2 separate regions of the Homo sapiens genome follow, and region 1 is linked to region 2. Evidence: chromatin loops called from intact Hi-C (ENCODE). Cell type or tissue: heart right ventricle. All regions are shown on one strand. Links, peaks and the distances in the headings refer to the core of each region. The heading gives the core; the rest is flanking DNA. Region 1 holds the start of LOC124902671 (a long non-coding RNA gene). Region 2 overlaps CSTPP1 (centriolar satellite-associated tubulin polyglutamylase complex regulator 1).

Region 1 (15,184 bases), core at 5,872-8,371, 130 kb after region 2:
CTGTGTCATGTTGCCCAGACTGGAGTGCAGTGGTGTGATCTTGGCTCACTGCAACCTCCACCTCCCAGGTTCAAGCAGTTCTCCTGCTTCAGCCTCCTAAGTAGCTGGGATTACAGGCATGCGCCACCAGGCCCAGCTACTTTTTGTATTTTTAGTATAGACGAGGTTTCACCATGTTGGCCAGGCTGGTCTTGAACTCCTGACCAAGTGATCTGCCCGCCTCTGGCTCCCAAAGTGCTGGGATTACAGGTGTGAGCCACCATGCCCAGCCTTAGCCTGTACTCTTAACCATTGCACTATGTAAGACCCACTTAGGTTTTAGGGCCTAACTGCCCTTTGTAGAGCTCTAGAGTTTTAAGGTAGCACCTCAGGCCTTCTTTCCTCGACTTCTCGTCTGGGTGAGAGCTGTTGAAGAGAAAGTTGGCTAAAAAAGGCTTTGTTTTTATAAATATTAAATATTGAGATTCCTTACAAGATTTTCATTTGTTATCTCTTTGAGACAGGGTCTCACTCAGTCACCCAGGCTGGGGCGCAGTGGTGCAATCATGGCTCATTGCAGCCTTAACATCCTAGGTTCAAGCCATCCTCCCATCTCAGTCTCTTGAGTAGCTGGGACTACAGGCGTGTGCCACCATGCACAGCTAATTTTTTCATTTTTATTTTTTGTGGAGATGAGGTCTCACTATGTTGCCCAGGCTGGTCTTGAACTCCTGGGTTCAAGCGATTCTCCCGTCTTGGCCTCCCAAAGTGCCGGGATTACAAGCATGAGCCATTGCGCCAGACCTAGATTTCTATTTTTTAAAATGTATATATATTAAAACATTTTTTTCAGGCCGGGAGCAGTGGCTCACAACATCCTTATTTTACAGGTGAGAAAACTGAGGCCTAGAAAAATTGTGCCCAGATAGGTATAATCCTTTGCCGAAGTCAGACCAAGTTCTTTTCTCTATCATGATGTGTCTCTGTAGTAAACTTTTGCCCCCCTAAAACAACATAAAAACCTTCATTCTGGCTTTAAACACCCCCCAGAAATAAATTTAAAATTCTGCCTCTTTTTCAAAGGTTGAGTGAGGTATATCACCATTGGGAGGGTGTGATGTTTTCTCTTGCCTTTAGTCACCATTAGGAGGGATTAAGGTTTATTCTCCAGTTTAGCTCTTGTGCCTGTTTAACCATTTCTGTTCAATTAAGAACAGGAATGGGTTGCAGGAGTTTGTAACAACACCTGCTTCTTGGAGGAGAATTATAACTTGGCCCTGAGTTGTCCGTTTCAAAGGGCCCACCCTGTCCTCCTGTTTCCAAAGAAAAACTGGAAGTGGTAACACCTGGTGGAGCTGCATGAGCACGTGAGTGGTGGTGCAAATTCTAGGCTGGAGTCACTTCTTTGATGGGCTGCCGGAGCCTTTGAGAGCTTATGGTGCCAAGATCCTGCTCTACATTCTAGTGTCCAAAACTGCCTTCCATTTCCTCAATAATGGGTAGGAAACTGTGTCCATGCCAGAGTAGCTAGCCCCGTTGCTACTAGAGAGGCTTTCTTTTCTCCTAGCACTGGTGCCTCCTTCCACAATGCATACGGCTGCCCACCCTCGCCATATGCAGCCTGTGTTTCATATCCTCACACTTTCTAAGACAGGACCTCCCCCAGAACAAAGCCTTGCCTTGGTCCTCCAATCCCTAATGGCCCCATCGTGATGAACAGACCCCCAAGGGTTCGACACAGTATAGGGGATTCTTATCAGACCAGGCCTGTGGTTTAAGCCACCAGTGGTGGTTCAGGATGGCCATGGTTAGCCTAAAAACCTGATCAGATTGCCATGGTATGTCCTACATGACCCTGGGTAGAATGTTGAGATCCTGGTTAGAAATGCCTGCATTTCTTTAAATCTTTACCTGCTGTATATAAACAGTTCCTGGAGAGTTGTTTTTGTTCATTTTAAACGTTGCCATAAAATTGTTACTGTGTCTGATTTAATACTTTGCCTAGAACAAAGATACTGCCAAATAGAAATAGACTAAATACATTTCTAGCTTGGTGTCTGGCTTAGTCATAATAAAATATAAAACTAAAGGGGCAGCCGGGTGCGGTGGCTCACGCCTATAATCCCAGCACTTTGGGAGGCCGAGGCGGGCGGACCACGAGGTCAAGAGATGGAGACCATCCTGGCCAACATGGTGAAACCCCATCTCTACTAAAAGTACAAAAATTAGCCAGGCATGGTGGCAGACACCTGTAGTCCCAGGTACTCGGGAGGCTGAGGTAGGAGACTCGCTTGAACTCGGGAGGCAGCGTTTGCAGTGAGCCGAGATAGCGCCACTGCTCTTCAGCCTGGCGACAGAGCAAGACTCTGTCTCAAAAAAAAAAAAACCAAAAAAAAACTAAAGGGGCTTTCTGCCCCCATTGGAACACACTGAAGATGCTCTGGGGAGTAATGAGCTGGCAAAGGGTAGTGTTCATAATGGCCCAAATACTTTACCCCACAGGTGTCATTCGAGGCCATTGCCTCTTATTCCTTTTGTAAGGTCATTTCCCATTCAGTCAACTAATTATCATTTCCCTCCATTTATAATATAAAACAACAGTGCTGCCAGAGGAGATAAAATTGAATAACACAGCCTTCTCTTCTTCTGGGGCTTTGCTTGACAGGAACATGGCCCTAGTAGGGTAGCAATCTTTCTGTGACATGTGATACCAACTGCTACATGGGGAGTGAAGTCGTCAGATGTCTTGCCTCCTTCTTCCCTTCCCCCACACTGTCCCTCACTCCCTTCCCCCTCCTCACAGAGTAGCACTGAGAAGTATTTACTCAGCTGTGGCCTGGTAACAAAGCCTTGGTGCCCCAGGGATTGGAAGGGGTGGTGTGGTCATGCCCCGAACTATCCATGTCCTTCCGAGCATCTCTTGGCAGAGCAGCCTGGCTGAGGATGAGTGTCATTTAGAGTGAGCCTTCACAACCCCTGCATAAAAGAACATAAAAACAATTGCAGCTGAAAATTGGAGAGTCCACACATGGGCTGTGGTATTCTCTGGCCTCTGTGGTAGTACTATTGAGATCATGCAGCCAACAAACTAGAGGCTGTTCAGTCCTCTGGGACTCCCATGGCTTGTAGCATTTCATTATCTTTAGCTCTTGTCCAGCACTAGCTCACTCAACCAACATATAGGCACTCACACAAATGAATTTAGACTGAGCCCCATTTCATCCCCCATAAATTTAGAGCTAAAAGTCTTTGACTTCAGGCTTTAGGGAAGGTTTTCTCTGAAGGAATGAATATATGGCCCCACTTCCTTCCATCTGGCACTCCTCCATGGGTATTCTTTAGTGACACCACTGTGATCCTGGCAAAGGTACCATTTCCCAGGAAGAGGAGAGGTATCCGATCTACAGCTATATTCCACCACAGTTCTGAGCAAATGTGGACACGCATGGTGGTCTGCAAGGAGGATGTAGAAATGACTAAGCTGCTCCCACAGAGCTTCAGAAGCAGGACTTGCCACAGCAAGAAGGCAGACCAGATGTCAAAAAGACATCCTTTTCCTACAAATGAGAATGAGTTAGCCCTTGAATATATTGGGAATCAATAATTTCTGACTAATTTTCTTAGCTAAAGTAAATTCATCTAACACTCTCTAGGATTAGAGTGGATATAACCAACAGAAGAATATTTTGAGTCAGGGCAGTGCTTATCTTGAAAGCAGTAGTATTCATGCTAGAGTTGTAACAGCAATAAAGTGAATTTCTGTGAAGTGAACCCTAGGCTTCCTTTGGTTTTCATGGAAAAATCAGTGACATGGCCTGGCGCAGTAGCTCATGCCTGTAATCCCAGCACTTTGGGAGGCTGAGGCGGGTGGATCACCTGAGGTCAGGAGTTCGAGACCAGCCTGGCCAACATGGTGAAACCTCACCTCTACTAAAAATACAAAAATTAGCCTGGCGTAGTGATGCATGTCTGTAATCCCAGCTACTCGGGAGGCTGAGGCAGGAGAATCGCTTGAACCCAGTAAGCAGAGGTTGCCATGAGCCGAGATTGTGCCACTGCACTCCAGCCTGGGTGACAGAGTGAGACTCTGTTAAAAAAAAAAAAGGAAAATCAGTGATACATTCTTATGAAAAGAAATATTCAAGCTGATTGAACTGAGCACTTGGTGCAAAGGCCAACAAGCCCATGAAGTGTAGTACACTGGTCATGGTTTATCATGTTTACTGACAGTTATAGTACCTAGCACGTAGGGGATTTTCCTTTTTTCACACTTTACAACTCCTGGTTTCTCCTCATACCCCTGTAATTTTGCAGAAATGCCTCCTGTGCCTGGAGACCCCCTATCTTTGTGTTCACACAGTAACCAGAACTTTTTCCCTATGAATTTTTATTTGGGTCACTGTGTGAGGCATGTTTTTATTTATTCATTCCTTCAACAGGTGTTTACTGCAATGCACCAGGCATTGTGCTGATTGCTTTAGCTAAGTTCAAAGATTCCTTAATTTCAGGACTTCAAGTTTTAATCAGTTAATAATTATAAAATAATGCTACCACTTATTGAGCACTTTGCTAACTTTTTTCAGAAAAGTGTATATGTTACCTCTTTTGATCTTTTACAACAATTCCATTAGGTAGGTACTGTAGTTCTTACACTTTTAAGACAAGGAAACCAAGGTTCAGGGAAGTTGTACAGCTTGTCTAAGTCATGCTGGTGGCAAGTAGTGGAGCCAGGTTTTTGAAGCCAGGTCATCTGATTGCAAAGTCAGAGTTCTGCACTAATACAACTGCCCTGCCCAACTACCCTGTGCTGTTTAAAGTGGCCTGCCTGAAGGGTACCTGTATGTTTAACTTAGATAGAAAATCTGTCAGTCACCTGGTGTGAATAATCCTAACATCAGAAGTCCTTCACAAACCAGCTGGATCCCACCTGCTAGGGTGGAACTTGCAGGACCTTCAGAGCCTGTGCTAGGCCTAGGTCTGAATCTCAGCCCTCTTCCTAGCTGTTTCCTTGAGAAAATGATTACACCTCACTGAGCCCTAGTTTCTTTATTTCTAAAATAATAATAGCAAGTACTAACAGATGGCCCTTACGATGGGTCAGACACTGTTCTAAGCACTTTACATTAACTCATAACAACTCTGCAATGTTCATACTGTCATTTCATAGATGGGGAAACTGAGGCATGGAGAGCTTAAAAGTCAAGTAACTTGAAGTCAGTGGCAAAGCTAGGATTTGGACCCGAACAATCTAACTCCAAAGTCCATGCTATTAACCACAATGCTATGCTGTGCTGCCTCTGGAGAAGATAGGATCAAGGGTGTAAAACACCTCTGGTCTGGAGCCAGCCACATAATTGGTGAGACTAGTGCAAGGCTTAGAAGAAGAAAGTTTAGCAGTCTGACCACCCACAAAAGGAGACACACAAATTTGTGGAGAGTGTTCTGATTTTGATCTTACACCAAAGCCTTATTATGTCTTTGCCTTTGAACTTGCAGGACCTACTGGCTGACACTCTTCTAATTGTGGGGGGATCTAGAGAAGGTGTCTACTGATACACAATACTTACCTCCCCTGCACCTGCCAGGTAGAAGAGTGGCTGGCAGGTGGGTGGGGATGAGAGACCACGGTGTGGCCACCAGCACAGTGGTCCCCCAGCCCATGCCCTCTGGCCTGAGGCTGCTGTGCTGGAGCCTCAGTCTTCCCTGTTGACAGTAATTAGAACTTTTCAGACTCGGTTTCTTACATGGAAAATCTCAATTCACTTGAATTGTCTCCTTGATCCAGTTCAACTGGAGCTATTTAGTTCCTGCAGTTAGTTTGGAGGGGAAAACAAGCTCTTAAGCCTCACACATTATAGCTGATAAGATCAAGGTGCTGACAGTGTTAGCTGGGTAGGCTTTGGAGCCAGACTGCCTGGGTTTGAATTCCAGTTCTACCTCTTAAGTGTGCACAATCTGAGTTTTTGTGTCTGTGAAATGAGGATAATAGTCGTGAAGATTAGTGAGGTGACATATGTAAACCCCTTAGAACAGTGCCTCCCCAAGACCAAGTGCTCAATAAATGTTAGCTGTGTTATTGTTAAGCCCCTCCTGCCATCAGCCTCCCTTCTCTCCCTCCCACCCTGAGATCTTGCTCAGGGAAGACAGGTCCCCTTCCTCTCCCCTACCCTGGACCCTCCTCTCTTTCCTTGCTCACCAGCTTATTTCATCCCTCTAAACTTTCTCATCCTCATCTGTGAAATGGGACTGGAAATAATGGAGTCTACTTCATAAGGTAGTATGCTGTGAAGGCTAAGTGAGTTAATTTTTTTTTATTTTTTATTTTTTTGAGGGGGGAAGGAGTCTCACTCTGTCACCCAGGCTGGAGTGCAGTGGCATGACCTCAGCTCACTGCAACCTCTGCCTTCTAGGTTCAAGAGATTCTCCTGCCCCCCAAGTAGCTGGATTACAGGCACCTGCCACCATGCTTGGATAATTTTTGTATTTTTAGTAAAGATGGGTTTTTGCCACGTTGGCCAGGCTGGTCTCGAACTCCTGACCTCAGGTGAACTCTTGCCTTGGCCTCGCAAAGTGCTGGGATTACAGGCGTGAGCCACTGCGCCTGGCCTAAGTGAGTTAATTCAAGAGCTGAGCACAGATCTCCATGGCTACTCACTCTCTTTACAGTTATTGCTGGAGCACAAAGGGCTGTGAGAAGGGCCTTTGAGATCTTGGACAGTTCTAAGAGCCAAAGGGCCCAAAATAGACAGGAGCATTAGGGTGAACTGGTGCCCAAATGCAGGCTGCAGAAGCTAGGGGGACTGCTACCTTGTTCATCATAATGGGGAGCCTGGAACAGAGCAGGCACATGGGAATAGGAAGTGAGTGGCCACTGCAGGAGAGTGTTCAAAACGGATTTGGCTCAGGCAACCCAACAGAGAACTTTCAAGGCAGAAAACTTTTAGGTGTTTAAGTGTCCAAACTCAGCAACAGCCAGGCTCATGCCTGTAATCCCAACACTTTGGGAAGCTGAGGCGGGAAGTTCAAGACTAGCCTGGGTGACGGCACGAGACCCCGTCTCTACAAAAATTTTTTAAATGCGCAGGGTGTGGTGGCATATGCTTGTAGTCCCAGCTACTTGGGAGGCTGAGATGGGAGGATCACTTGAGCTCAGGAGTTCGAGACTGCAGTGAGCTATGCCACTGCACTCCAGCCTGGGTAACAGAGTGAGGCCCCCATCTCAAAACTAATTAATTAATTAATTAATTAAAATTTAAAATAAAAAAAACTCAGCAACAAATACCTTCCTCCTCTCTTCTTCTCACCTCCAGAATTTGAAAACAGAACCAAAACAAACTCCCATTGTTTGATGTTACTAAGTTCTAGACATTCTGCTAAGCACTTTATAGACATCATCTCTCTTACACTTGACTTTAACCCTGAGAAGTGTCAGTGTCACTTGCATTTTACAGATGAGAAACTGAGACTTAGAGAGATTAAGCAATTTGCCCAAGATTACATACCTGGTGAATCGCAGAGCCAAAATTTGAATCCTAGCCTATGGAGCAGAAAGGGAACAAGCTCCCATATGCCTATCAGTGTTCTGATTTTGAAATAAGTCTTACCACTTATAGTTCTCTCAATACCCACTGTACAACAGCTGAGGAGTGTCTCGAAGTAGCAGAAATCATCTGCCCTTGACATTATCTGGTCACTACTTCAGTAGAATTAGAACTCCTCTCTCCACATCCCAACACAGAGTCTGCATGGAAGAATAATAATAACAACTAATAGAACTACTCTCTCCACAATTAAAAGTTGTTTATTTGCTTGCATTTTCATTAATCTCTTTATCTGACTACTGTCCTCACTTAACATTTAGAAGAGTCAAGTTCCAGAAGTGGTGAGCAGGATGTATTCTGTTTTTCATATTTTTAAGAGCTTTTGTTGTGTTAGAGAAGCACGCAGTGATTTTTGTAAATCATTCTTCTGTCCTTGGAAGCAAGTACTTGAAGTACATGAGTTAGAATAATATCAAAAACCTGAAGAGGGCCTAGGGTCTAGAAACCAGGAAGCTAATGTTGACTCCTAGCATTGTCTTTCTTAATTAAGTAACTCTCTCTCTCTCTCTCTCTCATTTTTTCATTTTCCTTCATTCTGTTATCTTCCCAAGGATATTTTGTAGGTAATTTGGGGGATAAATGTAAGTTCCTATGAAACACTCTGACTCTCCCTAAGAATGCTATCAGATATATCCACCAAAGTTTAGCCTAGAAAAGCACGATGATTCAAAGATAGAACTTTCCTTTATTTACTCCCTGCCCTGCCAGAAATCACTCTTCTCTTTTCTCTACATGGGGAGTTCTGGAGTGAGAATAAAGTGGGAACACATTAGACTCAGTGGATTTTCTCCCTTCCCTTCGCCTTTTTCCTCACCCCAAGCCTGAGACCACGAGTGGCAATGACTCCCTCCCTTGAAGAACAAGACCTCCTGCCAGGCTGTGCCCGAGGTCAGGCAAGTGGGAAGAGGAGAGTGCCACAAAACCATCTTGATCCTTTGACCTATATTGACGCTGAGTCTGTTCCTTTGGTGTTTCTGACTTTGGCAGTGTGGTTAGTCAAACTCTCTGTCCCCACCTTGAATTAAGCTTTGATGAAAAAGTACTAGGAACCCAGGCCTTTCCCTGGAGATTTGGGGTTTTTGTCTTGGAAAAGCATCAACCAAACTAACGGGGGCAGGAGATCTGGATTCCTGTGGCTTGGGCTAACTTAGGTCCAAAGAAACCAAGTGCCTGTGATCATCATCTTCATTCCCCAAATGTAGCCATGCCCTCTGGATTCCCTCCTCTCACTCATCCTCCTCCCAATTAGGCAGGCTTCCGGGTGGATTGCTCTCACTTTAGCATTACCAGGCCCTTCCATATTCGAAATGCTTTGATATATGATAATACTTACACATTCTTACTCCTTGGCTGATCTAAAATCTTTTGCCTTCAGTACATGCAGCAACAAAATAACTTAAGCATCAGTGTATTTCTTCTCCCTCAGGATCCTATAAATTTCTCTGAGATTCACCTCTCTGGGTTCTCTGCTGGACCACAGAGCCTCATCCTGGCTCACCTCTCCCAAAGCACAAAGCATTGCTTCTGTATATCAGGAATCATTTGGTTGCCTTGACTGTATATCTTGGACCTTTGTCTTGGCTTCCTATAATAGGATGACCAGATTTGTGTTCAGCCATTCAAAAGAAGCCAGCCTGCTGCAGTACTGGATGACAGAGTAATGAGGTCTGTGGGTTTCTATGCTGTACTCTTCTCCCTACACAGCAAGACTGTTTGCGTTAGTACTGCTTCCAGATATTCTGTGGATGGTCTTTGGGCATGTGGTGGGAAACGTTACCATGCCAGAGAATTTCAGCAAATTTAACCGGCTTTGAAATGACTTGTTCTTCCAGATTTTTATATACAAGGAAAACCAAACTAAAGAAGACTGATGAAGGTGCCTCTCTTGTTTGCTCTCTTCACCCGACCAATTTTCATACCAGTGAAGCTCCTTTGGTCAAAATGGTGTAACTGGATGCCTCCCACCCTGGAAAAGCTTTGTAGAAATACTGATCTTAAAATCTCACACCTGGAGGTTAGAGACTAGCATACCCTTCACACTGACTTGCTTTTAAAAGAACAGCTCTACCAAGACCAGGTCTGAAACTCATGAAATGAACAAAAAGAGGGCAGTGACTTGAAATGCAGAGACCTAATGTGTTCCTCTCCATTTCCACTTCAGATTTGCTGACCATGAAAGAATATCACTGTTTGCTGCAATTACTGTGTCCTGATTTCCCGCTGGAGCTCACTCAGAAAGCAGCCAGGTACGTCTCCTGGACTCTTGAAACCAACTCAGCTCTCTGTGGGCCACTGCTTCCTAGAGAAACCTGGAGTGTATACAAATGAAAAAAAGGAGCATTTAGGGAAGAAACTGGCAGTGGGAGAGGGGTCTATTTGGGATGTGCCCCAAAACATAATACATTCTGCATTTCCAAAGGGAAGCGAAATGATCCTTTGTGGTTTCTGTGGGGAGCCTCAGGGTCTGAAGATAGAGTTGGAGGGTGGTGAGATGAAGAGGCAGAAAAAGCCCAGACCCCTCCAATACCCCCACACACACACACCCTAGAGGATATTCTGAGAAAAGAGGGGCTGCATTTGTGTGTTTTCACGCTACTGTAAAGATACTACCCAAGACTGGGTAATTTATGAAGAAAAGAGGATTAATTGACTCACAGTTCCGCGTGGCCTCAGGAAACTTACAATCGTGGTGGAAGGCAAAGGGGAAGCAAGGACCTTTTTCACATGGTGGTAGGAGAGAGAAGTACAGACAGGGGAAATGTCAGACGCTTATAAAACCATCAAATGTCTTCAGAACTCACTCACTATCACAAGAACAGCATGGGGGAAACTGCCCATGTGATCCAATCACCTTCCACCAGGTCTCCCTCTCAACACCTGGGGATTACAATTCGGGTTGAGATTTAGGTGGGAACACAAAGCCTAACCATATCAGGGGGCAAGGGTTGGCAGTGACTTGTGATGAAGAGAGTTGAGGTTGGGGACTGGAAGGGCATAAAGGTGATAAAGCCCCAGTTGAAGGAAAGGCACATTATATTATTTATGCCAGAAGAAGGTTTTCAAGATCAGTCCAGAACCAGGACTTGGCAGAAATAGTTAGAAGCCCCTAATTTCTGTGTTGGGTTTCACCATCATTCACAATTTTTAACCACATGAGGTAATTGGACTATGCCTCAGTTAACTTTTACTTACTTAACTCAAAACCTGAGCTAGGCCAGACACGGTGGCTCACGCCTGTAATCCCAGCAGTTTGGGAGGCCAAGGCAGGCAGATCCCCTGAAGCCAGGTATTCAAGACCAGCCTGGCCTACATGGCGAAACTCCATCTCTACTAAAAATACAAAAAATTAACCAGGCACGGTTGCGCTTGCCTGTAGTCCCAGCTATTCGGGAGGTGGAGGCAAGAGAATTCGCTTGAACCTGGGAGGCGGAGGTTGCAGTGAGCAGAGATCGTGCCATTGCACTCCAGCCTGGGCGACAGAGCAAGACTCCGTCTCAAAAAAAAAAAAAAAAAAAAAAAAAAAAAAAAACCTGAGCTAGGGTTGCAAATGGACGTACAGCAAAAATCATGTTTATCGAAGAATGCCTACCTTCCCTATATCATACTGAATGCATTTACCTTCATTGTTCTATTTAAATTTGTTTACCTTAACTATCTCACCTAATCCTTGTAAAAACTGTTACTTCCCTTTAAAATGATCCTTTGTGGTTTCTGTGGGGAGCCTCCGGCTCTGAAGACAGAGTTGGAGGGTGGTGAGAGTATTAGGCAAACAACAAAACACACACACAAATACATACCCACACTCCCACACACACCCCTAGAGGATATTCTGAGAAAAGAGGAGGCAAGGGTTGGCAGTGACTTGTGATGAAGAGGGTTGCGGTTGGAGACCAGAAGGGCCTGAAAGCAGCTGGGCGTGGTAGCTCATGCCTGTAATCCCAGCACTTTGGGAGGCCGAGGTGGATGGATCACCTGAGGTCAGGAGTTCGAGACCAACCTGACCAACATGGTGAAACCCTGTCTCTGCTAAAAATACAACAATTAGCCTGGCGTGGTGGCAGGCACCTGTAATCCCAGCTACTTGGGAGGCTGAGGCAGGAGAATCACTTGAACCTGGGAGGCAGAGGTTGCAGTGAGCCGATTGTGCCACTGCACTCCAGCATGGGGGACAGAGTGAGACTGAACGTCAAAAAAAAAAAAAAAGGGAGCATGAAAGTGATGAACCCCAGTTGAGGGAAGGGTACTGTTACTGCTCACTTCACTGAAGTGGGAACTGAGGCTCAGACGGGTGACAATGTTGTGCGAATATACTGATAGCTTGTAAGTAGCAGTGGCAGAACTGGAACCGCAGTCAGCCTGAATCCAGAGATGGGGGATCGGGAGCACAAGGAGTCTCTTCATGCTCCCACCTCCCTGTGTCATGGCATCATTTCTGCTTTGTGGTTTGACCCACTGAAAACAAAGCTGCATTGGCTGCACTGCACCAAGAATCACCTCGCTCCTTTTGAAATGTGCCAACCAGCTCCTCTATTGACTTGGAAGATGGGAACTCCATTGCTCCCAGTGACAGACACCAGCCTCACGGTGGGGCACGGTGTTTTGCAGCTAACAGCTCATGACCTACTTTTGCTGGTCATGTGCAAAACCTGTTTAGTGATCACACATGCAAAATTTTGTAGGTTTTTTTCTCCCTCATTATTCAGTGGATAATTTTCTTTCCTGATGGCAACTGGCCACTGGTAAAAGCCGCAGTTCAGGTTTTATAATTTTAATTTATCTGCTATCCAAAGGAGATTTGGATATTTTTTTTCTTCACTGAAAAAAAAAAAGTATGGGAGATTATCTCTTGTAATTTAAAAGCAGCCAAATGGAGTTAGCTTTAAATTTCCATGATCGTTCCCCTTTGGGCAGAAATCATTTTATTAAAAACATTTTTGTTTGTTTGTTTGTTTTCTTTGAGACAGAATCTCACTCTGTAGCCCAGGCTGGAGGGCAGTGGTGCAATCTTGGCTGACTGCAGCCTTCACCCCGCCTCTCCCTGGGTTCAAGTGATTCTCCTGCCTCAGCCTCCTGAGTAGCTGGGATTATAGGTGTGCACACCATGCCCGGCTAATTTTTTTTTTTTTTGTATTTTTGGTAGAGACGGGGTTTCACCATGTTGCCCAGGCTGGTCTCAAATTCCTGACCTCAAAAGATCTGCCCACCTAGGCCTTCTAAAGTGCCTGGGATTACAGGCATGAGCCACCACAGCCAGCCTGGGCCCAGATTGTTTTAAGGAATATTCAGCCCCAAAATCTGGGGAGATAAACTCAGCATCCTTAAAGACCGAACTTAAGGCCGGGCACGGTGGCTCACGCCTGTAATCCCAGCACTTTGGGAGGCCAAGGCAGGCGGATCACGAGGTCAGGAGATGGAGACCATCCTGGCTATCATGGTGAAACCCCATCTCTACTAAAAATACAAAAAAATTAGCCGGGCGTGTTGGCGGGTGCCTGTAGTACCAGCTACTCAGGAGGCTGAGGCAGGAGAATGGTGTGAACCTGCAACAACTATATCCTATATTCATTTGTTCATTTGTTTATTCATCAAATGTTTCTTTTTAACAGCTTTTTGGGATACAATTCACATACCATACACTTCACTCATTTAAAGTATAAAATTCAATTGCTTTTAATATATTTCCAGAGTTGTGCATCCATTACCACAGTCCATTGTAGAATGTTTTCATTACCCTAAAAAGAAATCCTACACCCCTTAGCCATTACTCTTCAGTCCCCACTCCACCGTCTTCCCCAACCCTAGGCAACCCCTAATCTACTTTCTGGCTCTGTAGATTTATCCACTGGGCATTTCAAATAAGTAGAATTGAGGCCAGGCACAGTGGCTCATGCCTGTAATCCCAACACTTGGGGAGGCTAAGTGGGGAGGATTGCTCAACATGGTGAAACCCCATCTCTAACAAAAATACAAAAACTTAGCCAGGCGTGGTGGTGTGCGTCTGTGGTCCCAATTACTTGGGAGGCTGAGGTGGGAGAATTGCTTGAGCCTGGGGGGCAGAGGTTGTAGTAAGCTGAGATTGTGCCACTGCACTCCAGCCTGGGCAACTGAGTGAGACTCTGTCTTTAAAAAAAAAAAAAATCAAATAAGTAGAATTGTATATGTGGTCTTGGCCAGGCATAGTGGCTCACGCCTGTAATCCCAGCACTTTGGAAGGCTGAAGCAGGAGGATCATTTGAGGTCAGGAGTTCAAACCCAGCCTGGCCAACATGGTGAAACCTGTCTCTACTAAAAATACAAAACTTAGCTGGGCATGGTGGTGCACATCTATAATCCCAGCTACTCAGGAGGCTAAGGCAGGAGAATCACTTGAACCCGGGAGGTGGAGGTTGCAGTGAGCCGAGATCATGCTGCTGCACTCCAGCCTGGGCAACAGAGCTAGACTCTGTCTCAAAAAAAAAAAAAAAAAAAAAAAAAACCACGACCAGGTGCAGTGGCTTACGCCTGTAATCCCAGCAGTTTGGGAGGCCAAGGTGGGTGGATCACGAGGTCAAGAGATCGAGACCATCCTGGTCAACATGGTGAAACCCCATCTCTACTAAAAATACAAAAATTAGCTGGGCGTGGTGATGCACGCCAGTAGTCCCAGCTACTTGGGAGCCTGAGGCAGGAAAATCGCTTGAACCCAGGAGGCAGAGGTTGCAGTGAGCCGAGATCGCGCCACTGCACTCCAGGCTGGTGACAGAGTGAGACTCCATCTCAAAAAAAAAAAAAAAAGTGTTTTTTTTGTGACTAGTTTCATGTTTTAGGTTGGTGTAAAAGTAATTGTGGTTTTGCCATTATTTTCAATGGCAAAGACTGCAATTACTTTTGCACCAACCTAATAGCACAATGTTTTCATGGTTCATCCATCTTGCTGTATGTATCAGTACTTCATTTCGCCAAATGTTTCTTGAGTGCATATTTTGTGCCGGGAGCTATTCTGCAAATGGGGATACAGTCATGAATAAGATATAGTTCCTGCCCCTCAAAGAACTTGATATAGAAGGGGACTGCTTAGGTACTGGTCATTGGCTGCCACCACTCTGTGACGTATGACCTTGGTTTTGATCAATCACTCCAGAATACTGACCTCTTTTCCCTTTCCCATGATGTGAGGGAGCTTATGAGAGTGAGGCTTCAAAATGCATCTTAGCCCCCCGCAGCCACAGCTTTGCATTTGCCCCAGCTGTCTCCTCAGACCCTTCCAAACAATCTGATACATGAAAGCACCACAAGATTTGAGTGTAGGTGGTAGAATCCTGTAAGAACCAAAAATTCTCGATACCAAGGTAGAATTGTACAGTTATTGATACCAAGGGGCTTCTGGAATGGTATTCCTCTATTTGCGGCTGGAAACTTACCCACTCCTCACCTAGAGGCCTGCTGTTTGACAGACACCTCAGACCTTTCTGTCTGAGCAGGAGGAAGCATCGTAGCCAGTCCATATCAATAGCAGTCTGAGGGAATTATGGGAATGGCAGTAACAACAGAAGGGCCAAGGGTAACCCACATGGCACTGGCTGCAGTTAGAGATGAATTCAGAATTAGGATAAGTTTGTTTTCTC
Region 2 (15,184 bases), core at 4,451-6,950:
TAAGAGAAACATAGTGAAGTGGAAAGAGCACTACCCTAGAAGGAAAAAGAGCTGCTTATTCTTCTAAGTCCTCACTCTATAACCCTGGGCAAATTTCTGAAATATGGGCTTCAGTTGCCTCATCTATGAAGTGGGTTTAATAAAGCCTTACATGATAATAATAATAATATAATAATTATATATTATAATATGCAGTTTTTACTAAACTAATACCATGTCTCAGCTACTACAATTCTTTGAGATGGGTACTATTATTATTGTTATCTCTGTTTTATAGAGGAGGAAGTGGATGCTCAGAAAGATTAAAATAGCTTCTTCAAGTTCACAAGCTGTTAAGTGACAGACTCAGGAATCAAGCCTCATCTGCAGTATTATAGAGTCCACTGTTCTCTACTGCCTCCAAGCCACTTTACTGCTTAATGTTGCTAGAGGGCTAACCAGATCATATTTGGAGGTTTCTTCTAGCTATAATTTCTACTATTTTTGAATTCTCCCTTATGAACTATACTTTGCAAGCTTATCACACAGCCTTAGCTGGTGACCTCAGTTTACTGCCATTTAAATGTTTAATATGGCCTTTTGGGGGATGCAACTAGAGCTGACTATAAAGAGCAGGAAGCATGATTTTCAAAAATATGTTAACGGTATCCTTCCATCTTACAGTTTCGAGTTCACATCTTGAGACTTTCATATATTTAGCCGTGGGTGATTTACCTTTAAACAGTGATAAAAGTACTCCTTGAAATTGTATTTGGAAGGCTTCTCTTCTGATTTTCTTCTCTGGGTCTGCTTGCCCTCTCACCTATGCTGTCTGTCACTCCTTGGTTGTTGGTGTTTTCAAACAAGTCCATGACTGTTCCAGCAAATCTGGATAAACTGTAAAACACAAGTGGCTGAACAGTACTTTGTGTATGTCTGCAAGACCATGAGCTCTGTAGATCATATTCCTCTGGACACTCTTGAAAGACGGATACTAAATCCCAGAGGATTTTCTTTTATGTTGTATGTAACCTCTACCTCTGAATGTTGTCCTTCAACCAGTGGAAGGTAAAAGAAATTAATATTTAGAGGTGCTACTCTAAGAATAGGCCAAATGTCAGCACTGGGTCAGGACCTCTGAAGAAATACATCCAAGAAAATGGGCGAGAGTAGCTCTAACTTAGAAACCACAGCAGAGTGTGACCAGATTCTTGTGGTAAAGATAAAATGAGAAATGTGGCTTTTTGAGACATTGGAAAATAATGATGAGAGAAAAACAGGATGAAATCTGAGAATTTGTATCAGAATTGGGAACCATTCTTCACAGGCTAAATTGATAGTTCCAACACTATGGCATCAGGGAGCTTGACTTCCACATACTAATATAGAAAAGAATAATATTCTGTGGTCTTGGTTGGTGGGCCCAGGAGAGCTCGCTTTTATGATCAAGTGTCTTGTTTTCGTTTTTTAAAGGATGATTTTAGTTTTTTGGTGAAGTTTTTATGATGACTGTTTTGGTTGCAAGGGAAAGAAGTACACAGACTACCTTTGGTTTATTTTAAGGATACGTGAGAATATGCAGCATTCATTTGTGAATTATTCATTCACAAATTACTTTTGGGCACCTACTCTGTGCCTGTGTGTACTATGCAATGGGAATAGAGCAGTGAGCAAGACAAATAAGGTACCTATCTTTATGAACCTAGTGTTTTAATGAGGGTAATAATCAATAAACAAGCAAACTGATGGGGATGAGAATAGCTAATAGTTAATAAGCACTGTGTGCTAGGCACTGTTCTAAGCATATAATATCCATTATTTTATTTAATCTTCACAGTTCTATATAAACAGGGTATTAGTATTATCCTCATTTTACTCATAAGGAAATTCAGGCTATAAAAGTAACATTCTCATGGTTACATAGCTGGTAACTGTAACAAGACAAATAACAAGAAAACAGCCAGAGTAAGGTAATATATAGTATGGACAGGGAAGTCCTCTTGGAAGAGATGACGATTGAGAGCTCATCCCATCAGAGAGCCAATAACTTAGCTCAGAGGGTGATGCACCTTTTCTTTGTCCACCTTGATTATCTAAGTAAGCTTCCTGTGTCCAAAAATGATCATTTGATTGATTTTATTTGTTGCTACTGAGAATGGAGTACCCTTACTAGGCAGTGTTCTTAGGACCCCCTCATGGGTAACTGGCCTCCCTCATGCTCTGCTCCTATTTAACCAGTGAAAGTAAATAAAATAATTCATCATCAAAAGTATTTGTGTTCTACACTACATAGTATAAATATGGAGATGGAAATCTTTGTCAGTTTTTAGAAAAGGAGCATTAATAATTTCATTTTGATACATGTTAATCATCAGAATTAATTTTGATTCAAATAAATCCATAAAATATGAACTTCATTAATTCATCCTTGGAGAAAAAAAGAGATTCCAATAGTGCATACCCGTTTTTTTTTTCTTTTTTCTTTTCTTTTACTTTAAGTTCTGGGATACATGTGTAGAACGTGCAGGTTTGTTACATAGGTAATAGTGCATATTCCTAAATAACTTAAAACGTAACTCTAATGAAAACAATCCATGATTATAAAATATGTATCATTTCTTGTTATTTTTTTTTTCAGACAGGTGCTTTAAGCCCTATGAAAAGATGACCCACTTCTTTCCTACATAATCTATAACAATCAGGGCATAAACATTCATTCTAAAGGTGACAGATTTTTTAAGGATCATTCACCATCTAGAGTTTAAATAATGTTGTTTGGGGTTCTTCTTGTGTCCATGGTAACAGAGGAGCAGGTGTGAGGCAACAAGAAGCACATCAGAACAAACCAAGACTTCGCTGATTTCCAGCTTGTAGCTCTGAATGAGAGATGGACTTGAGACTTCTTTGGGCCATTTCTGCTCATGTTTTCTCTACTTATTTACGTTAAATTGAGCCAAAATGTGGTGTGGTAAAGTAATGGTGACTAATCCTATTATAGACTTCTTCAAAAGGGGTAATGCTTCCCCCTTTACCCACCCCCTCCCCTGACTTTTTTCCATAGTTCAGTTCTTAGCTGTTAAACATTGTAACAGAAAATTACCCGTTTCTCATTGTCAGCATCTGGTTTCCCACAGACTCAGATAATTGTCAGGAAGAGATTTGCCTTCAGTTAAAGCAACCCTATCCCCACTGTTACTAGGCCAGGCACCTCTGTTAGACCATCATAGAACCAAATCTATAGAGGATTCTTTCTGGCTCTTTTCTGTATTACTAGAGGTATGCTATAGCAAAAAGACTACAGGGAGCCATGGTGGTGAGTTAAGAGTCAAAATCTGTTTTGAAACTTAAAAATCCAGGGTCATTGAGGATGCAAGAAGTTGCCTGTTTTTGTAGAATCCATCTCACTTCTTCAGTCCCTTTGTATTATGGTTACAGGAAACTATCCAGCAGCACTTGACCTGGTAATGGAGGAAGCTATTTCACAGCCCACTGGTCCCTTGACTCGTTTAGAAGTCAGAGTCAAAGGTTACAGAAGTAATAATTGGGCCCAGATTCTCCCTGTCAGGAAAGACCTTGTTCCCCCCACCCCACCCCCTGCCTTCTACAAGTTAAGAGAAACTTATCTGTTATAAAACCATTCAATAAGAGGAAATGAAGAAACACCATCCTTGGCTGAAGTGTTCTCAAGCCCCAATGATACTATTTCTGTTTTCATGGGAGCTGCTTTTGCAGCTAGCTAGTATAAAATTTAGGTCTGATTTTTTACATTAAAATATCTCCCCTTAGATAAATAACTTGATTTATTTCAATCTATAAATAATATGAAGGATCTTTATTTGGTCCAAGCCCTGATATTCCTTCACACCACCACTCTGATAATTCCCTGAATACTTGTCTGGCAATCAAGTACACTCACACGAGTCTTAATTAACAAGTGTTATGCCATTAGCAATGTAAAGTCAGTCATCAAAAGTTAAGAAACTAGGCCAGATTATAGGCTCACACCTATAATCCCAGCACTTTGGGAAGCCAAGGTGGGAAAATCACTTGAGGCCAGGAGTTTGAGGCCATCCTGGGCAACACAATGAGACCCCTGTCTCTACAAGAAGAATAAGAAGTTTAAAAAGCTTTACTTCACCAGCAACAGAACAATTTAAAATTTTCAGTGCTTTTAATTTCTTCCATAATTTGCTCAGAACTCTAGCAGATCAATCTGTGGTGCCATTGGCACAGGCTTGGCACTGGAGTAGGAAAGAATGACACAATTTGGCACCTTTAACCAGAAGATCTTTAATGAGCTGGCGTGGGGGTGGAGGGGACAGAGAGGAAGGAAGGACAGTTAGGATTTTGGCAGTAACACAAAGGTTCTTCTTCCCTGAGAAAAGTGAAATGAAAGTCAAATGAAGCTTCACTCTGCTTTTAGAATTTGCTAAGATGTTTGTCTGTCTCTCAGCTCCCGGCCCCCTTGCAGGTGCATCATTATAGTCAGTGACTTCTCCAAAAAACAAATTGTCTCTCAGGATCCTTCAGGAGGGGTCATATCTAACCAATTTCTTGTCTGAGGACATAATTGTGATTCCCTTCTTCAACTATCAGATGCAATGCTACCAGCACTGCAGAAACTGTCTTATCAGAAAGTGGCACAAATGTGTACATTTCTTCTAGGTCACAGTTCTAGTATTGCTGAGTTCTGGGGCTGCAACAATAGATAATACTACAATGAGAGATGTTTGGGAAAAGCATTGTTTCCTGGGTGGCCGTAGAAGCAGACTTGAAATCATCCCTTTGTCATTAAATAATATCAACAACAAATGTCTTTGTTGATGTCATTGTATTGTAATTTTCTAGGTCTAGATTATTGCTAGGGATGATAATACCTATCTTCTAGGGTTGTTATGCAAATCACATGAAATTACACATGCAAGATGTCTGGCTATATATAATTCATCTTCATTGTGTGTTGTTCTCCTTAAGCTCCACTTTTCTGGGATTTTTGTATCTCTGTGGATCTGGATAGTCTTCCTTTTCTCTCTCTTTAAATGGCATCAGAGTTGAAGATCTTGAGGACTTTTTAGTCTCTCTTTTGTTTTTTGTTGTTGTTGTTGTTACTGGTTTGTTTTTGTTTTTGTTTTTTTGTTTTTGTTTTTTTTTTTTGAGATAGTGTCTCACTCTGTCACCCAGGCTGGAGTTGTAGCACAAACATGGCTCATTGCAGCCTTAACCTGGGCTCAAGCAATCCTCCTGCCTCAGCTTCCCATGTAGCCATGACCACAGGTGCGTGCCACCATACCCAGCTAACTTTTTTTTTTCTTTTTTATAGAGACGGGTCTCATTTTATTGCTCAAACTGGTCTTGAACTCCTGGGCTCATGTTATGCTCCTGCCTCAGCCTCCCAAAATGCTAGAATTACAGGTGTGCGCCACTGTACCTGGCCTCTCTTACTTTCTATAACACTTCTTTCTTGCCCTGTATTTTGTGTACGTTTTTGGAGACTAAAACATTCAATGATTGCCTGCATGACTCTTAACCACTTCACTCATCATTTAGTTCATTCACAGAATAGCCTAAGAAAGCTTTTCTATCTTTGTTTTCTTTGCATATGCCATTTTCTCACTTCCTGTCTTTACCCCCTTTCCTCTAGATACAGAATTTTAAAACTCAAGGTGTAGTGGGAGACTTGAGTCAGTCAACTCTATCCAACTTGTGTTGTTCCCACTCTTAGCTCTAGCAGTACAGTGATGGGCTCAGGGTAATGAAAAGCAGACTTTCTCTGCTGAGGTCATTGCTCCTCATGCTGGCAGCCTGCTCCAGGAAGCTGTTTATCTATGCTTGCAGAGCCAAGCTCCAGCCTCTGAACAGTTGGAATGTATTGAGAAACCACAGAGCCCAAAGAGAGAACATTACACAGGCAGTTCCAGGCAGGGAGAGTATATTTACACCAGACAAACTGCAGCTTACATGTGTGGGGATAATTGTTCATCTGCACACTCTCATACTTTACCTTCTATGCAATCTATATACCCTCTCAAGAAGGTTTAACCAGGAGAACTTGTACTGCTATGTCCAAATTACCCTGAACATCCCCTAAAATGTCATAAGGAAAAAGAGATACTACAGAAAATTGATGTAAAAACTTTTTAAGATAGTGGTTTTTTTGTTTTTCTGAGTCAAATTTTATGTTTAGAATCTTAGACCATGTAAGCCTGATCACTAAAGCATTCAAAAACACTGTTTCTTGCATGGAAATGTTTTTCTTCATCCCTTTACAAAAATATTAAGTATTGTTATAGAGCTTCAAATGTGCTCTATATTAATAGGAATATAAGATATGGTCACTTCCCTGTAAGATGTAATCTGGTTAAAGAGGTAAAACTCATTGAATAACGAACAATTACAGAGCAATACAAGACCTTATATAATGGCATTAAGTTATATGGCCCAGTACACTGAGAATTGAGAGTAAGGAAAAATAATGGCTATTAGTTAAGTAAAATTAGTTGAGTCTTATAGAGGAGTTTGTCTTAATTTTGGAAAGGAAGGTAGAGTTTGGATAAACAAAACAGAAAGGAGACATATTTTGCAACATGAAAGCACCATAACATAGTGGTTAAGAACATGGACTTTGGAATCAGATAGGTCTATGTTAGAGGGCCTGCCACTTTCTGGTATGAGATCTTGGGCAGATTGCTTACCTCATCTATAAAATAGGGAGACTCATATATAAAATATAAAATTCCATGTTACATAATTGTTGGAATGATTAAATGAGTTAATGAAAGTAAAGTGCTTGGCATTTCACTTAAGATACAATAAGTGTTGAATTAATTAGTAGCTACTGCTACTACTGTTGTTCACTCATTCATTCAATATATATTTATTGAGTGCCTACGTCTTAGCGTTCTAGATACTAGGGATATAGCAGTGAAAAAAACAGACCAGAAATTTCAACTCTTATGGAGCTTCCATTCTGAAATTGTTTTCATTTTACCTTTTTAGAATGTGTGTGAATAATTTTGGACTTACATAAAGTTTAAAAAAATCTATATATGGAGTTCCCACATCCATTTCATACAGCTTCTACTAATGTTAACATTTCCTGTATCCATAATATAACTGCCAAAATCAAGAACTTAACATTAATTCAAAACTATTAACTAATCTATACGTCTTATTTACATTTTCACCTCATTTTTGAAGGGCAGTTTTTTTCCTGAGATAAATTCTAGGTTGGCAGCTGTTTTACCATTCCATTATCTTTTGGTTTCTACTGACTTTGTTGAGAAGTTGCTCTCAGTTTTATTCTTGCTTCTTTGAAAATAATCTTTTTTTAAATCTCTGGATGGTTTTTGGATATTTCTACTTGGTCTTTGGTTTTTGATAGTTTTAGTGTAATGTGTCTAGTTTTGCTTTTCTTTATATTTAAACTATTCGGTGTTCTTAGTGCTTCTTGAACCTATAGCTTGATATCATTTATCAGTCCTGGAAAACTCTCAATAATTAGCTCTTCAAATTTACTTCTGTTCTACTCTCTCTCTGTCTCTGTCTCTTTTTTTTTTTTGAGGCAGGATCTCTGTCTGTCACCCAGGTTGGAGTGCAGTGGTGCAGTCATGGCTCACTGCAGCCTCTACCTCCTGGGCTCAGGCAATCCTCTTGCCTCACTCAGCCTCCCAAGTGGCTGGGACCACAGTTGCACGCCACCACACTCAGCTAATTTTTTTTTTTTTTTTTTTAGAGATAGGGTCTTGCCATCTTGCCCAGACTGGTCTCAAACTCCTGGGCTCAAGTGATCCTCCTGCCTCGCCCTCCCAAAGTGCTGGGATTACAGACATGAGCCAACACGACTGGCCTCTACCCTCTCTTTACTCCTATTGGGATTCTAATTACACAAACATTAGACCTTTTCATAGTATTCTCTGTCTCTTATGCTCTTTTTTGCATTTTCTATCATTTTGTGTGGTTTTTTTTTTTTTTTTTTTTTTGAGACAGAGTCTCACTCTGTCACCCAGGCTGGAGTGCAGTAGCACTATCTTGGCTCACTGCAACCCAGGTTTGCCTCCCAGGTTCAACCCACTCTGCCTTCCTGGTTCAAGTGATTCTTCTGCCTCAGCCTCCTGAGTAGCTGGGATTACAGGCGCCCACCACCGTGGCTGGCTAATTTGTGTTTTTAGTAGAGATGGGGTTTCACCATGTTGGGCAGGCTGGTCTCAAACTCCTGACCTCAAATGATCTGCCTGCCTCGGCCTCCCAAAGTGCTGGAATTACAGTCATGAGCCACCATGCCCAGCCCATCATTTTGTAGTTTATGCTTTATTCTGGATATTTTCTTCTGATCTATTTTCCAGGTCATTAATTCTCTCTTCATTTCTGTGTAATTTACTATTAAACCCATCTACTGAGTTCTTAATTCTAATTATTGTATTTTTTTAGTTCAAGTATTTTTATTCAGTTTTTGTTTGTTTCCTTGCTAAATCTTGTCTTTCATTTGCTTGAACATAGTAAATAAAGCATGGTTATTACAAAGTCCATAATTTATTGTCTGGATACCCTGTGGGTCTGTTTCTGTTTTCTGTCCTATCCATTTTTTTTTTACTCCATTATCTTATCTTGTGTTATACTTTTTTTTTTCTCTAGTTGAGTTATGTAAATTGTGTATGAGTTATGTAAATTGAAAAACTATACAGATAATGTGAGGCCCAGAATGATGTTATCTTTCTTCGGAGGGGATTTATATTTGCTTTTGGCAGATGGCCTGGGCACTAGCAATCCTGGATTACCTCAATCCCATGAGGGTTTGAAAGGATTTGAATATAGATTTACATCTCAGGGAGGGCTGATTTTCAGTATAGCTCTGAGGAGTGCCAAAAGAGCTTTAGGGTTTACCAGAGTCCCAGCCCCCAACGTGGGTGGGTCCTGAACTCTATTTTTTTTTTCTTTTCTTTTTGAGACTGAGTCTCACTCTGTCGCCCAGGCTGGAGTGCAGTGGAATGATCTTGGCTCACTGCAACCTCTGCCTCCCGGGTTCAAGTGATTCTCCTGCCTCAGCCTCCCAAGTAGCTGGGATTACAGGCCTGCGCCACCATGCCAGGCTAATTTTTTGTTTTTAGTAGAGACGGGGTTTCACCGTGCTGGCCAGGCTGGTCTCGAACTCCTGACCTGGTGATCTGCCCGCCTTGGCCTCTCAAAGTGCTGGGATTACAGGTGTGAGCCACCGCGCCCAGCCAACTCTGATTTTTTATCTGCAAGCCCTAACAGTCATTTGAAAACTCAGGAACTTAACATTAATTCAAAATTATTAACTGCTTAGTGTATCAGTTGAATCTTCCAGAACTGGCAGAGGCCCCTAGAGCTACCAGTGATATAATAATACCTTATTTCTGAAGTGGTGATAAGTATAAATGATATTGTGAGATATCTGGTATGACAGTAATGTTATATGAAAATATCTGAGGTTTCTTTTTTTTTATTTTAAAGTTTTTTGTAAAGATTTGGTCTTGCTATATTGCCCAGGCTACTCTCAAACTCCAGTCCTCAAGTCATCCTCCTGCCTCAGCCTCCTAAAGTGCTGGGATTACAGGTGTGAACCACTGTGCCTAGCCAATATCTGAGATTTCTATTATTGAAAGAGTCACAGGTACTGTTAATTCTGCTATGCTTATATTCATAATAGAAGGAAATGCCAAATTCCAGTTAGAGGTTAGTAAAAATAAACATAAAAATTTCCCTGGCTCATGCCTCCCAGCACTTTGGGAGGCTGAGCAAGCAGATCACAAGGTCAGGAGATCGAGACCATCCTGGCTAACACGGTGAAACCCCGTCTCTACTAAAAATACAAAAAAATTAGCTGGGCGTAGTGGCAGGCTCCTGTAGTCCCAGCTTCTCAGGAGGCTGAGGCAGGAGAATGCCAGGAACCCAGGAGGTGGAACTTGCAGTGAGCCAAGATCACACCACTGCACTCCAGCCTGGGCAACAGAGCAAGACTCCATCTAAAAAAAAAAAAAAAAATTTCCCTATCCAAGTGTGTGGATCTCTTGAATTTAATCCATGGACCCTTCTGTTTAGAAACCCTACACATTGGGAAAAGTGGCACTAAATGCTCAGCTCACCTTTCTCGGTTTTATTCTCTCATAACTTGGCCTTGTCATTCTTCATTTGCCTTGGTGGCTCTCTGATGACTTCAGACAATTGTCTTTAATAATTTATCCATTTTTTTCTCAGCCAGAAGAGTTAGTCTGAATTACCTACTCTACTTTTATTGGAGGAAGAACTCTTTTAAAACTTGCATTCTGATGGAACATATTAATAATTAGTTGAAGTAGAAAATATCATACACTGCAAGGGATCATAAAGGAATCTAATTTGACTCATGGAGGACTAGTACAAGGTAAAAAGCAACAAACAGAAAATATATAATGAGGATAGGGCCAGTTTGTGGAAGGCTCAATTATATTGAAATAAGTAGAAAGGTAAAATGGCTGAGTGTGGTGGCTCATGCCTGTAATCCCAGCACTTTGGGAGGCCAAGGCGGGAGCATCAGCTGGGGTCAGGAGCTCGAGACCAGTCCGGCCAACATGGTGAAACCCCATTTCTACTAAAAATAGAAAAATTAACTGGGTGTGGTGGCAGGCGCCTGTAATCCCAGCCACTTGGGAGGCTGAGGCAGAAGAATTGCTTGAACCTGGGAGGCAGAGGTTGCAGGGAGGTTGCAGTGACCCAAGATCGCACTACTGCACTCTAGCATGGGCAACAGAGTGACAGAGTAAGACTCTGTCTCAAAAAGAAAAAAAAAAGGAAGAGGAAGAAAGGCAAAGACAGTACCTCATAAATGCTGAGAAACTCATTGTTTGGTCTTCTTTCAATTTTTAAAATTCAGTAACTATTTATTAAATAGTTATCATATGCCAATCACTGTGTGTCAGATATGGTCCTCAAGAAATTCACTGTCATGTAAAAATTAGATAGTGACACAAATACAATTAAAATAGAGCATTAGAAGTTCTGGACTAGTGAGTAAACTTTGACAGGAAAAGTGATTATTTATACGGTCAGGAAAGAATTCACAGAATAGTGACATTAATTTAGTTTTAAAGAATGTGTAGATAATTATCAGACAGAGAAGAGAGAATGGAACTCCGGGAAGCGAAGACTACTTGGGAAAGGAGTGGAAATAAAAAGTAGATCCCAAGTTTAGTGTGCCTTGGCAAAAAGAGGAAAGTGGATGGGAATGGAGATCATGTTGAGAAATGAAATTCCTCAAAAGAGTGGGACCAGCTTTTCTTCAAAGAGTCTCACTTTATACAAATTCCGTAGCAGTAAATGTTCTTGGCCGAAGCAACGGAATCTGTCTCTGGCTATCTTAAGCAAAGAGACTGGAGTGGAAAGATGTGTCAGTTGCAGTAGCTGCTTATGGATCAGACTGTTGTGGTGAGACCTTTGCCTAGTTTCCTGATGCTCAGCCTCCAAAGCTCCTTTGATTCCTGTCTGTTTTTCAAGTCTGATGGTTCAGCCACCTGTGGATTTTGTGAGCCACTAATAATACCCTTCCAGCAGAGCCCTTTTTTGCTTAAGATAGTGAGACTTGGTTTCTGTTGCTTGCAACCAAGAACCCTATTACTGTTATTAATTTTTTTGGTACATTCTTGAGTCATTTAGGAATGTATTAGTTACCAGATGAAACTGAATTCTCATAAATGTTATTTGGTAGTGACTTTTACTTTGTAGGGAAAAAGAGGTATGATTGGACTGTTATTCTTATTTACAGGTAATATTTAGATTTTGTTTGATGTTAACACTGTCCCTGGTAAATTTTTTTTTCTTCTCTCAAGCTTCAGTGTGATTCCCCAGGAAAATCTTGGAAATTGCCAATAGAGAAGATGTATTACTAAGTATCAGAAGTTTTCTTGGAAGGACATCTAATAAGTTTCCCAAGATGTGATTCTGCCTGTTCAGTAGTTGCTTGAGTGCTGATGAAATTCCCCCCAAACACTTCCTAATATATTATTGAAATATTTGAGATAAAGGAAAGCTGAACATATTAAAACTAATTTTTAAGTGGTGAGAGAAGTGGAATTGAAGTCTATTTGAGGAATTTGAAACATTTATCACCCACGGTTTTTCCAAAAATATACATTTGTGTCAGTCTGTCAAACTTTTTATCAAAAAAAACTGTGAATTATCCATTTAAAATACATTTTTATTACATTTTCTTCTGTATCTGAGAAATATGCCAGATGGTAGAAATTTCCTAGAAGTCTCTGACACTTACAGATTGAAAGATGAATGACGAGAAGACAAGAATTTGGGTATCCAGATTAATAGATAGAACTTTACAACTATTGACTTCTTATTTGCTCTTGTTGAGTTTTGAAAAGGAATTAGGCAAGGTAGATGAAAATAGAGATTCTTCTCCCTTCAGTACCCATGTGATTTAACACAGCCATAGAAGGCTCCAAGTTTTGGGGTGTGGGCACAATTTCAAAGATATATTTCTATTAAGCTTCTTGAGAGTGATATGAAGAAGAAACGAAGTATAGAGTCTCTCAGATGCAAAAATCACTTAGAGGTAGGCCATGTATCCATCCTTATCACACTTCACTTTTTCCAAGAACTACGACTGGCTTGTCTTTTATGGCTTTTTAAGAATCTAACTTCATTGTGTAATCAGCTTATTTCCTCTCCATTATTAATGCCCTAATTGGCAGGTTTTCTGACCCATTTTCTTTTCTGTGATGCTCTTCTAGATGTCTAAACTTTTCATATCACAACATGGATTTAGGTAGTTTTTCAGTAATAAAAGTTGGTGTGAATATGCAGTAGTATGTGGATTAATTAACATACATTTAACAAATGTTTATTGAAGGCCTACTGCACCCTAGACATGTAATAAATAAATAAACAAATAAATTAGTAAGGTAGCTTCAGATAGTGATAAATTCTATTAAGAAAATCAGGAGCCGGACATGATGGCTCGTGCCTATAATCTCAGCGACTTGGGAGGCTGAAGCGGGAGGATTGATTGAGGCCAGGAGTTCAAGACCAACCTGGGCAACTTAGCAGTACCTCGTTTAAAAAAAAAAAAAAAATTAGCCAGGCTTAGTGGCACACACCTATAGTCCCAGCTACTCAGGGGGCTGAGGCAAGAGGATTGCTTCAGCCCAGTGAACTGTGATCATCCCACTGCACTCCAACCTGGGCAACAGAGTGAGACTGTGTCTCCAAAAAAAGGAAATAAAGGAGGGCTTTGGGATACTGAATGACTGGGAGATGGAAATCTACTTTCAATAGTGTAGTCAGAGAAGGCCTCACTGAGGCTTTCTATTGCCATTGCTATTTTAGATACTTGCTTAAAGAAAGAGAGGTGGTCTTTTAAAAAGTATATTCTTGATTAAGATAATGGAGAGAGAAGAGGAAGAAAAAAGGGATATTACAACCTGTAGCTGTATAGGGGAAAGGAAGAGAAAAAAGATAGGGGATAGGGGATAGCAAAGCAAACTTTATTTGCTTTGTAGATAGCTGTATAGGGGAAAGGAAGAGAAAAAAGAAAAAGAGAAGCTTGAACTTTATTATTTGCTTTGTAAATAATTTGTGACCATTGACTTCCATTTCAAGGATATAATAATGATAGGAATTGGCTGGCAGGTACGACTGGATTCACGATGGGAGCCCTTTCTTTAAATTATGCCACTAGGTCTTCTCTGAGGTGCCTTCTATATAAATCAGGATTCATAATCTCCCTGATTTTACAGGAGCCAGGAACTGAGTCTTCTTTTCTTTCTATCTCTCATAGGAATAAAAGGGGGAAATGAACATTTTTTTATACTACCGAGGTCAGGTATCCTTGGGTCTAATGTTAAACTTAAAACAGAAATTTCTGAGAGAGCCCTTTTATCCTTTGTTATTTAGAAAATACTTGACCCTCCTGTGCCCTTGCTGTATTGGTGCGAGACAGAATGGTTATATATATATTTTATTATATAAATAATAACTATATATAATAATATGTTATTATATAAATAATAACATATATATTTTATTATATAAATAACATATAATCATATATTATTATATAAATAACATATATAATCATATAGCATATATAACCATATGTAGTTATATATAAATGGTTATTATATATAACATATATAACCATATGTAGTTATATATAAATGGTTATATATATATATTTATTTATTTATTGTTGTTGTTTTGTTTTGTTTTAAGTTCCAGGGTACATGTACAGGATATGCAGGTTTGTTACATAGATAAACATGTGTGCCATGGTGATTTGCTGCATCTCTCAACCCATCACCTAGGTATTAAGCCCAGCATGCAATAGCTATTTTTCCTAATATTCTCCCTCCTGCACCCCTCCTAACAGACCCCAGTGTATGTTGTTCCCATCCCCATGTCCATGTTTTCTCACTGTTCATCTCCCACTTGTAAGTGAGAACATGCAGTGTTTGGTTTTCTGTTTCTGTGTTAGTTTGCTGAGGATAATGGCTTCCAGCTCCATCCATGTCCCTGCAAAGGACATGACCTCATTCCTTTTTATGGCTGCATAGTATTCTATGGTGTATATGTACCACATTTTCTTTATGCAGTCTATCATTGATGGGCATTTGGGTTGATTCTATGTCTTTGCTATTGTGAATGAACATATGCATGCATGTATCTTTACAATAGAATAATTTATATTCCTTTGGGTGTATACCCGGTAATGGGATTGCTGAGTCAAATGGTATTTCTGGTTCTAGGTCTTTGAGGAATCATCACACTATCTTCCACAATGGTTGAACTAATTTACATTCCCACCAACAGTGTAAAAGTGTTCATATTTCTTCACAGCCTTGCCAGCATCTGTTGTTTTTTGACTTTGTAATAATAGCCAGGTGCAGTAGCTCACACCCATAATCCTAACACTTTGGGAGGCCAAGGTGGGTGGATTGTTTGAGCCCAGGAGTTTGAGACCAGCCTGGGCAACATGACAAAACCCCATCTCTACAAAAAAATACAACAAAATTAGCCATGCATGGCAGTGCACACCTGTAGTCCCAGCTACTTGGTATGGCTTGAGCCCAGAAGGTCAAGGCTGCAATTAGCCATGAGTATGCCATTGTACTCCAGCCTGAGTGACACAGTGAGACCCCCATGAAAAGAAAGAGAGAAAGAGAAAAAGAAAGGAAAAAGAAAGAAGGAAGGAAGGAAGAAA

The links. Hi-C counts contacts between places; a loop is a spot of excess contacts. Peaks named below come from ENCODE experiments on the same cell type or tissue, not always from the same donor. Only the 100,000 strongest peaks of a DNase experiment are listed, where the experiment ranks them.
Region 1: it touches region 2 in a loop (2.0-fold over the local background); 5 of 110 quality-filtered maps call a loop at or near these places.

Annotation. Positions count from the first base shown.
Region 1 is chr11:47,127,904-47,143,087 of GRCh38, forward strand. It overlaps CSTPP1 (centriolar satellite-associated tubulin polyglutamylase complex regulator 1), which reads left to right. Exons shown (of 9, transcript NM_024113.5): 4 at 9,742-9,826. LOC124902671 (a long non-coding RNA gene) reads right to left here and starts at 8,973. Exons shown (of 2, transcript XR_007062666.1): 1 at 8,914-8,973; 2 at 1-2,955. In heart right ventricle, for the core only: no CTCF peak of the experiment used is centred there; no DNase peak of the experiment used is centred there.
Region 2 is chr11:46,999,066-47,014,249 of GRCh38, forward strand. All of the region lies in intron 2 of CSTPP1 (centriolar satellite-associated tubulin polyglutamylase complex regulator 1), which reads left to right. It overlaps LOC124902670 (a long non-coding RNA gene), which reads left to right. Exons shown (of 2, transcript XR_007062665.1): 1 at 1-10,360; 2 at 11,802-12,034. Among named protein-coding and RNA genes, the nearest start is that of CSTPP1, 70 kb to the left of the region's middle. RefSeq lists a silencer at 5,735-5,814 and an enhancer at 9,035-9,535. In heart right ventricle, for the core only: no CTCF peak of the experiment used is centred there; a DNase peak (open chromatin) is centred at 5,786; H3K27ac peaks cover 2,413 bases.